Regions from separate parts of the Homo sapiens genome. Here region 2 is linked to region 1. Evidence: chromatin contacts called from ENCODE Hi-C data. All regions are on one chromosome and are shown on one strand. The core of a region is the stretch at or near the end of the contact, and the rest is flanking DNA. Distances in the headings are between cores, read along the strand shown.

Region 1 (4,372 bases), core at 980-3,479:
CCAGTCTGGGTTTATCCAGGAGGATACAGACGCAGAAGCTGAGGCTGGATGCGCCTGGGGCTGGGATGCCAGGAGCATCACCCCACATGCTGTGTCACAGGGTGACTCTGGGAAGGGGGGCTCAGGTCAGGCTGTGAGGATCCTGGAAAGTGACCCAGCACCTGCTTTAAAACAGTAGTTCTGGGCTGGGTGTGGTGGCTCACACCTGGAGTCCCAGCACTTTGGCAGGCTGAGCTGTGAAGATAGTGTGAGCCCAGGAGTTTGAGGCTGTGGTGAGCCATGATCGCACCACTGCACTCCAGCCTGGGTGACAGACTGAGACCCAGCCTCAAAAAAAAAAAAAAAAAGTTCTGAATTGTCCCAGCCTCAAAAAAAAAAAAAAAGATTCTGAATTGTCTATGTGTCTGTTTCTTTTCAAAAGAGAAGACAGCAAACCTGTCTGTTCATTTAGGTACCCATGAACAATACTGCAGGGGGTGAAATTTTGCTCTTGCAAGTTAATCACCACTTACCCGACACACACACGTACACACACGTGAACACACACGCACACACACCCCTCCTACTGGGTGCCTCACCCACATTCTACCCCTCTGCTCCTAGAGGCAGCATGACCAGACCCACTTCACAGTGAAAACCCAGAGATGGGCTCAGCCTGTCCCACTCTGAGGCCAGGGCTCCTCATCACTACACCACAGTGCCTCTGTTTAGATAACAAAGAACCAACAGACAAGAAGGCCTTTCTCTGATGAAAAATAAAACACTGAGAGCCTCCCAAGGAAGGTCATGCAAATACAACATTTGTGGAGTCAAGCTTCCATGAGGCGATCCAATAAGAGAGACACAGCAATGTCTCGGGGCTCCAGGTCCAGAGCCCAAATTGTCAGGATGAACACAGGGCACAGGGGCGCTGGGTCTCCCGTGAAACTCCCAAGTGTGCTCATGTTTTGGACTCCTTTAACACTTTCCAATACTATTTCAATACCTTTGACTTGAGATTTTTTTCTTTTGTTTTTAAGATAGGATCTCCCCGTGTCGCCCAGGTTTGAGTGTAGTGGCAAGATCGTGGCTCACTGCAGCTGCCACCTCCTGGGCTCAAGTGATCCTCCTGCCTGCAGGCTCCTGAGCAGCTGGTACAGGTGTGTGCACCACCATGCCCAGTGGAGTCTCACTATGTTGCCCAAGCTGGTCTCGAACTTCTGGGCTCAAGCAATTCTCCTGCCTCAGCCTCCCAAAGTGCTGGGATTACAGGCATGAGCTACCATGCCCAGCACGAGTTTTTTCTTAAACACTAAAAAAGTATATTTTCCAGGAAAAAAAATCAAATTCTGCATACATCTTTGAAGGGGGTGATGTTAGCAGGACTGTTTCTGCTTTACAAACAGAGAAAGGATGACAAGAAAGGAACTGAGCACCCAGGTGAGGAGGGATGCTGGGGCCCTCACCACAGCCCTGTGCCACCCAACCGCAGGAGAGCTGCCTGTTCAACAGGGAAACCTGGAAAGGCCAGGAGGCTTGGGGTGTGCACAAGCAACACCAGGCACTCATTCCAAAACAAATGCAGCAAATCTGAACATCTTTTTTGGTGCTGAGCTCCCTTGGCAACTGCCACAGCTGCTGCTGCACAGAGAGGCTTTGTAGGCAGGTTCACGCCTGAGGTTGGCCATGAGGGCAGTGGAGAGAGGACCCACAAGGCAGCCCAGCCCAACTGGGTACATCCTCAGCCTGCCTCAGTCGTGAGAAGGGACCCAAATAGACCTGCAGGCCTACAACGAAGACGAGACCCTGGAAACAGGCCTAGAGGCAGAGAGGCTCACAGGACACACCACCCACCAGGGCAACCTGGGTCAGCCCTACTGACAGTAAAATAAACAAAGCCACTTCCCTGGATCCTCACCTGGCTCCTCCATGGGGCAGGTGACTCTTTACAAGATAATCCATGGGTGGGCAGAGCAGGGAAGCCCAGTGAAATCCAAGGTGAAGGGTCAGGCCTGCACGAGAGCCCGCTGCTGCATCTCCCACAGCAAAGTGCCACCTGGGGCACTCCCACGAGACAGCAGGCGGGGGGCGGGAGGACATCCACTGGGCGCAGCCAGCCCAGGCTACCTAGGTGAGCAGTTAGAATTTAACAGCAAACACCAACAAGGTATAAACAAGCACATGCCCTGACCTGCAGGGAGGGGGCCAGGCCTCTGGCGGGAGAGTGCAGCACTGGGTGGGAGGGCGCTCCTCGGGCTCAGTCAGACGCATCAGCCTTCAGACAGCTTCTGGAAGCACCAGTTGTGGGTATCTGAACCCCCCACAGGGGAGAGGCATCTCCCCAAAATTTTCCATGGAACTTAATTAGCCTCAAAGCCAATAAAATCCTCGTGTGGTGTCTACGTAAGCATGCCTGGTCCCTGGATCGTGGCCAGTGCTCTCCCAGCCTCCCGTGCCAGCTGTCGGCAGTGGGGGGTCCTCTGTGCTGCCCCCGCACTGCCTCACCAGGGCCTTGCCACCGTCTAAAAGAAAAGTCAATGAATCACTAAAACATTCCTCCTATAAAGGGAAGACAAATGTTTATTAAGAAATTATAGAAACCAGGTCAGACATTTTGGTATCTTAGTCATTCTTGCTAATTTAAAAAAAAAAAAATCAAAATAGAAACCCATCCTAGAAACTTGAGACAATGGGAACTTCTCTAGCCAGGAGCACTTGGAGCCATGGCACAGCCCAGTTGCCAAGGCAACCCAGTGTTTACCTCCAGTTCTGCTGTGTAGGAGGACCCTGACCATGAGCAGGGACAGTCAGCCAAGCCACCTCCTCCCAACACCCAAGGGACAGGCCGCCAGGGCATCCCCAGAGGGCGGAAGAAGGAAGCCACAGCCTCCCCCACAGTGTCTCCCAGGATGAGCAGCTACAGACAGCACAAAGAAGGGGTGCCTTCACCCTCCCTCCTCAGGCCCCCCTGGGGTCTGCTCCCCTGTATACCCACCTGCTGCTTGTCCTAAGGGCTGGAAACCCCTGAAGGCTGTTAAAGAAATGCTCAGATCCCACAGTACAAGGGGGAGTAGAGGAAGTGAGAATGGGGCCAGACTGAACCTCAGCTTGGCAGCCAAGGAGCTCAGTTCCCATCCATTAACCCGGCCAGGGCCAGGATCCCAGCAGGCTGCTGGCCCCCCTGGTTTGCAGAGGAGGAGCAGAGAGACCAGGGGGCAGAATGGCCCAAGATGGAGTACCTCATCAGGGACCAAGGGTACACACCCTCTGGCTTGGCTCCAGGGTCCCACCCTCCATCCTGAAGGCTGGTTCTGCCTACACAGCCACGGCTGGGCACGCACTGCTGCTTCCTACCCTGCTCTTGTAGAGACCGGCCTTTAAGTGATGCAGCCCCACTGGGGTTCATAGGGCTGGGAGAAACAAACATTGTGCTGCAGCCCGCACCACCTGGCCAGATGCCTCAAGACTGGGTTACTTCCAGTGGAACGATTGTTCTGAGACTTGGCTGCATGGCTGACCACGTGTGCATGCGCATATACAAGCACATACACACATGCTGCAAATACGGGCATATATACACACACACATACACATACACGTGCACACACTCACATAAATGTCCATCTTCCAAGGCCATGTGCAGTGCTAGATGTGCAAAGGAATTCAAACGCTTGGCTCATAATCCAGGGCAACTAGGAAGATCAGGGAAACAAACTTTGAAATTTCTCAAAGGCTAAAGTGAGTGAACTTAAGAATGATACAATTTGTCCAAAGCAAACTGCTGAAGTGTACTACCCAGCCCATCATTAGGGAAACTTCAAATCACAAGCTATAAGTAGCCAAGGCTGTATTTCCTGTAAGACTCTAAAGCCTGACAGTAATTCAGGAAAACCACCTACCTGCTCGCCAACACAGCAGCTCTACACCTGTGACAGTAGACACTGACAGGCTCCTGCTCTGTCAGCCGCAAAGGGGACACAGAATAAAGTGCTAAAACTAATTTCAACCTTGATAAAAGATGGTATCCTGCAAAGCCCCTCAGGCTTACCCAGAGAATGCCCTGGCACCTTAGGCCAAGCAGCAAAGTACAGTCATGCACCACATAATGACGTTTCAAACAATGACAGTCCACGTGGGACGAGAGGCTGGTCCCATAAGACGACACCCCATTTTAATTGTACCTTTTTCTATATTTAGATACAAAATGCTTACCATTGTGTTACAGTTGCCTACAGTATTCAGGACAGTACTATACTGTACCGGCTTGCAGCCTAGAAGCAAGAGGCTACACCATACAGCCTAGGTGTGCAGTAGGCTATGCCATTTAGGTGTGCATAGTAAGTGCATTCTATGATGTTCACATAAGGACGAAACTGCCTAACAACACACTTCT
Region 2 (4,372 bases), core at 647-3,146, 640 kb before region 1:
CAGGGCTAACAACAGAGCACACAGCACAGGACACAACACAGGCCCACACAGTGGGCACAAAATTCTGGGCACACACTGTCAGCCAAACAATTCGAGGTACACGTGCCAGTCACGCAGCACCAGGCACACAGGAGTGGGCACGCTTGCCAAGCATACACAGCCACACAAACCATGCTGGGTCACAACACCAGACACAGAAGGAAAGACACACTCTCCAGCCACAGACACTGAAGCTGGGGACACACTGGACACACAACTCTGGGCATACAAGGTCAGGCATACCATGACCGACAAGCTGGCACACCCACTGGGAATACACACTGGCACACACTGGGGACAACACCAGACGCTGCAGGAACACAACATCGGGCACACACCAGGCACAGATGCTACACACACTCTAGGGACACAGCATCACATACACAATGCACACACGGCAAGAACCCATGCTTGTAACACATGTTGAACACACACACCAAACGCAATGCTGAGCTTCACTGTAGGGCACAAAACACTGGGACACACCATGCTGGGCACAGAAGCCAGGGTGCAATGCCAGGCACACACAAGTCCAGGCACTAATGCCAGCACACACTGTGGGAACACAACACTATGCACAAAACCTCAGACAGATGATGCCAAACACATACCACACACACACCAGCAGGCACTCCGGGCCAGGCACTCCAGGAGCACCACACTGAGCTCACAACGCTGGGTCACATACCAGCCATGTACACACCAGCCATGTAATTCCACCCACACAACACCAGGCATGCAGTGCAGAAACAGAACTCTGGAACCACAGGGCCAGGAAAACAATGCAGGCGCCCCATGCTGGACACACACAGTAAGTATACAACAATGAGCATGCAATGCCAGACACACAAAGCCAGACACACCATAGTAGGCGCAGCCTCTGGGACACCATGCAGGGCACACAGTGCTGGGCAAACATGCCAGGCACAAAATGCCAGGGAGAAAGCACTAAGCCCGTATGCCAGGCACACTCTGGGCCCACCAAGCTGGATGCACAAACCTGAGCACACAGGGCCGGACACACAACGCAGGCACCCAGGCCGGGCAGACACTCTGGGATCTCAATACTGGGCACACAGGACCAGGTACACAACACCAGGCATGCAATACTGGGCATGCCCACTAGGCACAAACAAGCAGGAACACAGCGCCAGGTACACACAGTACCTGCACACACAGTTGGCAAACAACACAGGGCATACGCTCCAGGATTACACTGCAAGGCTCACAGACGGGAGCAAACAAACCCGGCATACAATGCGGAGTATGCACAGCCAGGTGCCACACTAGGCATGCAGGGCCAGGCACATGGCAAGAACACAGGCTGGACACAGATGCTGGCTACGCGACACTGGGCAAACAAAGTCAGACACACCATGCCTGGTGCATAACACCATGCACATAACTCAATACTGGACACACAGTGACAGGCACACAACACTGGGCGCACAAAGGAAGTATGCATGCTAGGCACTCAGCAGGAACACAGGACACTAGAAGGCACACCCAGTCAGCACATACAGTTGGCTTTGAGCAACGAAGTGTGCGCAGACGCAGTGTCACCCACCAGCTTAGGGCTGACCGTGGCCAGCCGTGCTCCAGATGGCGGCCGCCCCGCGGCGCAGATCTTGGATGAAGGCGACATGGAGCGGGGCTGTCGCCAGCCACTGGGGCTCAGGGGGCTCAGGGGCACTTGCGGCAGCCACACAGCCTGAGCGCTGCTGGCTGTAACTCTGTGGGATGCACGAGGTTTGCTTCCATCAGTGCCCTCTCTGATGCACATGTGAATCGCTCTGAGTCTCTTACGATAACAAAAAATTCCGTAGGGTGTGGCACGTGTAAACCCGACTCGTATTTCTTGCTAGAGTATCTTTGGCAAGGTTTCCTGGGTTACTGGGTCAGAAGTCAAAGGCAGGTGACTTTGCAATTGCCAATTATCTCCGCAGGGCTACACCAGAGTGGGTCAGGGGAAGAATCAGAGATGGGTCGTAGGATTGTATCGTCATTAGGTGCATGTGCCCAGAAAGCAGGAAACAAATCTCCCAAAAAAGCTCTCTCAGCCTGCTCTTCAAAAACCCGGCCCCTTCCCACCTCTTCCTCTGCCGGAGGAATCTTTAAGATTTGCAATTTTAACCTTTAGCCGTTAGGTGGCGCCACAAAGTAAGGTATCCATGGGCCGAGGACGCTCAGCGACCCCTTCCTCCCCTGTGAGATTTCTTCTCTTGTTGAAGCTGCAAAGGAAAATCGCAGTTCCCAGATCTGGCAAGTGTAACAACATCTTCAGCAGCTCTGAATGGTTTTTATACAATTCTTTTCTTTACCTAATAGAAGGATCAATAACTGTAGACATATGCAGATCTTGATGGTTTGACCTCAGGCCAAAGCAACCTTGCTCCCCACCCCCATCACTTTCCTGTAAGACAGAAAGAGTGGTTGGTGAATGCTTGTCAGGTGCATGGCCCAGTGGGTGAAGCTGTTGAACAGGTCCCTTGCCAGTGCCCCCAGCAGCGGCTCTTAACAGCCATGCTAATGGCCGTCTCCTCTCCAAGCACCCAGGCTTGCAGTGGTCTGGGGCAGGCCTTGGGCCGCTCCCTCCCCGGGCATTACAGCCCTATCTCTGTGCCTTCCCTGAGCCCCTGCAATTCCACCAGAGGCCTGATGACTCTCTGGGGGACCTCTTCAAATAACTTCAGTCATTCATGTGGAGCAAGAGAGCCAGACTCCTGGCAAGAAAAAGCCAGACAGGGCCTGGGCTTCAGAAGATGCCTCACAGACCCTGGCAATCGGCCTGACTTCCAGAGGCCCCTCCCTCCCTGCAGGTCCAGGACACACATCACTTTACAGGAGAGGTTTCAGTCTGCAAGGCCAGCCCAAGTCTCCCAGAGTGGATGGTCCTCCCACCTCACCCTCTCTCTCAGACCATAGGGGTCGCTGGGCCCATGCTCTGTTGCAGGCACCAAGCCTGCCCTCCAGGCTAGGGGCTCAGCATTTCTAGAATTCTTGGGGTGTGAAGGACATTCATCTGAAAAGCTTCACTGGAGGATTGCAGACTTCAGGCTCCTAAGAAATTGCCTGGTGACTCTTGGTCTGCCTTTGCCACCACCCCTCCCAACGGCATAGGCAGCACTGAGATAGGCCACTCTACAAGTGGAAGGAGCCCAGGCCGGAAAACTGGGCCACCAGAATTCAGCCTACGAACCTCAGCTTCATCCTCTGTGAAACAAAGACGGCAATTTCCCAAGCAGAGAGAAAGGTCCTGGCACTAAGCAGGTGCTGAACAAAGACACGTAGCTGTTCACTCTACCACGCCCTAGCAGGTGGGTCCCAAGCAGAGGATGCACCAGAACAGAACAAAGCCATTCAGGGAAGCAACTGACTCGCTCATTCATTCTTTCTGTGAGAGCTTATGCGATCCACTCTCTTTCCGATGGACATAGGAAGCCCCAGGCAAAGGCTGTGCACAGCCCCTTCCTTCTCTTGCTGCTTGGGGACATCTGGAAGGCTGACAAAACACACAGAACCACCTCCTGCTCTGACCAACTAACAACACTACACTTTCTGTCCAGGTAGAAAAGTGGATGAAATATGCTAAACCATTATTTACAGACTTTGAGCCACAGACAGTGCGGGAGTGTGATCGCTGAAAACAAGCAGAACTTCTGGGACCCAGTGCAGGGAGGGGCTCCATGCAGCGCATGGAGGTGGCTGGAGCTGAAGAGACAGAAACCGGACAGATTGCTGGAGAAGACAGAGCTGCACGCTGAGCCCATGCCTCTTGCATGGCTTGAGTGAACAAAACCTGCTCTGCGTGGTGTGGGGGGCTGTTATATTCATGAAGGCTGCAACCAAGACCCAGGGAGGCCCTGAACTGCATCCAGCCAGGGCTAGGTCACGTCGTTAACACCTTTAATCAGAGACCGTCCTGATTCGCTGTAGTCCTGATTGGCTTTTATACTCTCCACCTCCAGCCAGGTCTTCTTTGCAGATAGATTGTAGAAGAGCATGGGTCTCTGAGAGCCCATCATCGTCTCACTTGATCTGCTTCTGTAAAGCATTTTAAATGTATGCTGTGGTCTGAATGTTTCTCATGAATGGGATTACTGCCCTTATATAAGGGGCCCCAGGGAGTCAGCAACCTCCTCCAGTATGTGAGGACACAGGGAGAAGGTGCCATCAATGAAACAGTAAGTGGGTCCTCACCAGACACCAGATGTGTCAGTGCCTCGATCTTGGACTTCTCAGCCTCCAGAACTGTGAGGAATACATTTCTGTTAAGTCTCCCAGTCTATGGTATTTTGGTTATAGAAACCCAAACAGACTAAGACGCTTTGCA

Evidence for each region. A loop is a pair of places that touch in the nucleus more often than their neighbours do. Pooled maps may share reads with other maps.
Region 2: a loop to region 1 is called in a pooled map, with 2.4 times the contacts of the local background. The contact joins two enhancer-like sites. A Hi-C loop is called at or near these places in 2 of 50 pooled maps.

Annotation. Positions count from the first base shown.
Region 1 is chr15:31,337,513-31,341,884 of GRCh38, reverse strand. The region is part of intron 1 of KLF13 (KLF transcription factor 13); the gene reads right to left. Among named protein-coding and RNA genes, the nearest start is that of KLF13, 13 kb to the right of the region's middle. Within about 2 kb of position 2,229, at least 32 of the 41 ENCODE cell types and tissues checked have a DNase peak (open chromatin) inside an H3K27ac peak, as active enhancers do.
Region 2 is chr15:31,972,832-31,977,203 of GRCh38, reverse strand. No RefSeq gene overlaps it. Among named protein-coding and RNA genes, the nearest start is that of CHRNA7, 55 kb to the left of the region's middle. RefSeq lists enhancers at 1-258, 824-1,506. Within about 2 kb of position 1,896, at least 3 of the 41 ENCODE cell types and tissues checked have a DNase peak (open chromatin) inside an H3K27ac peak, as active enhancers do.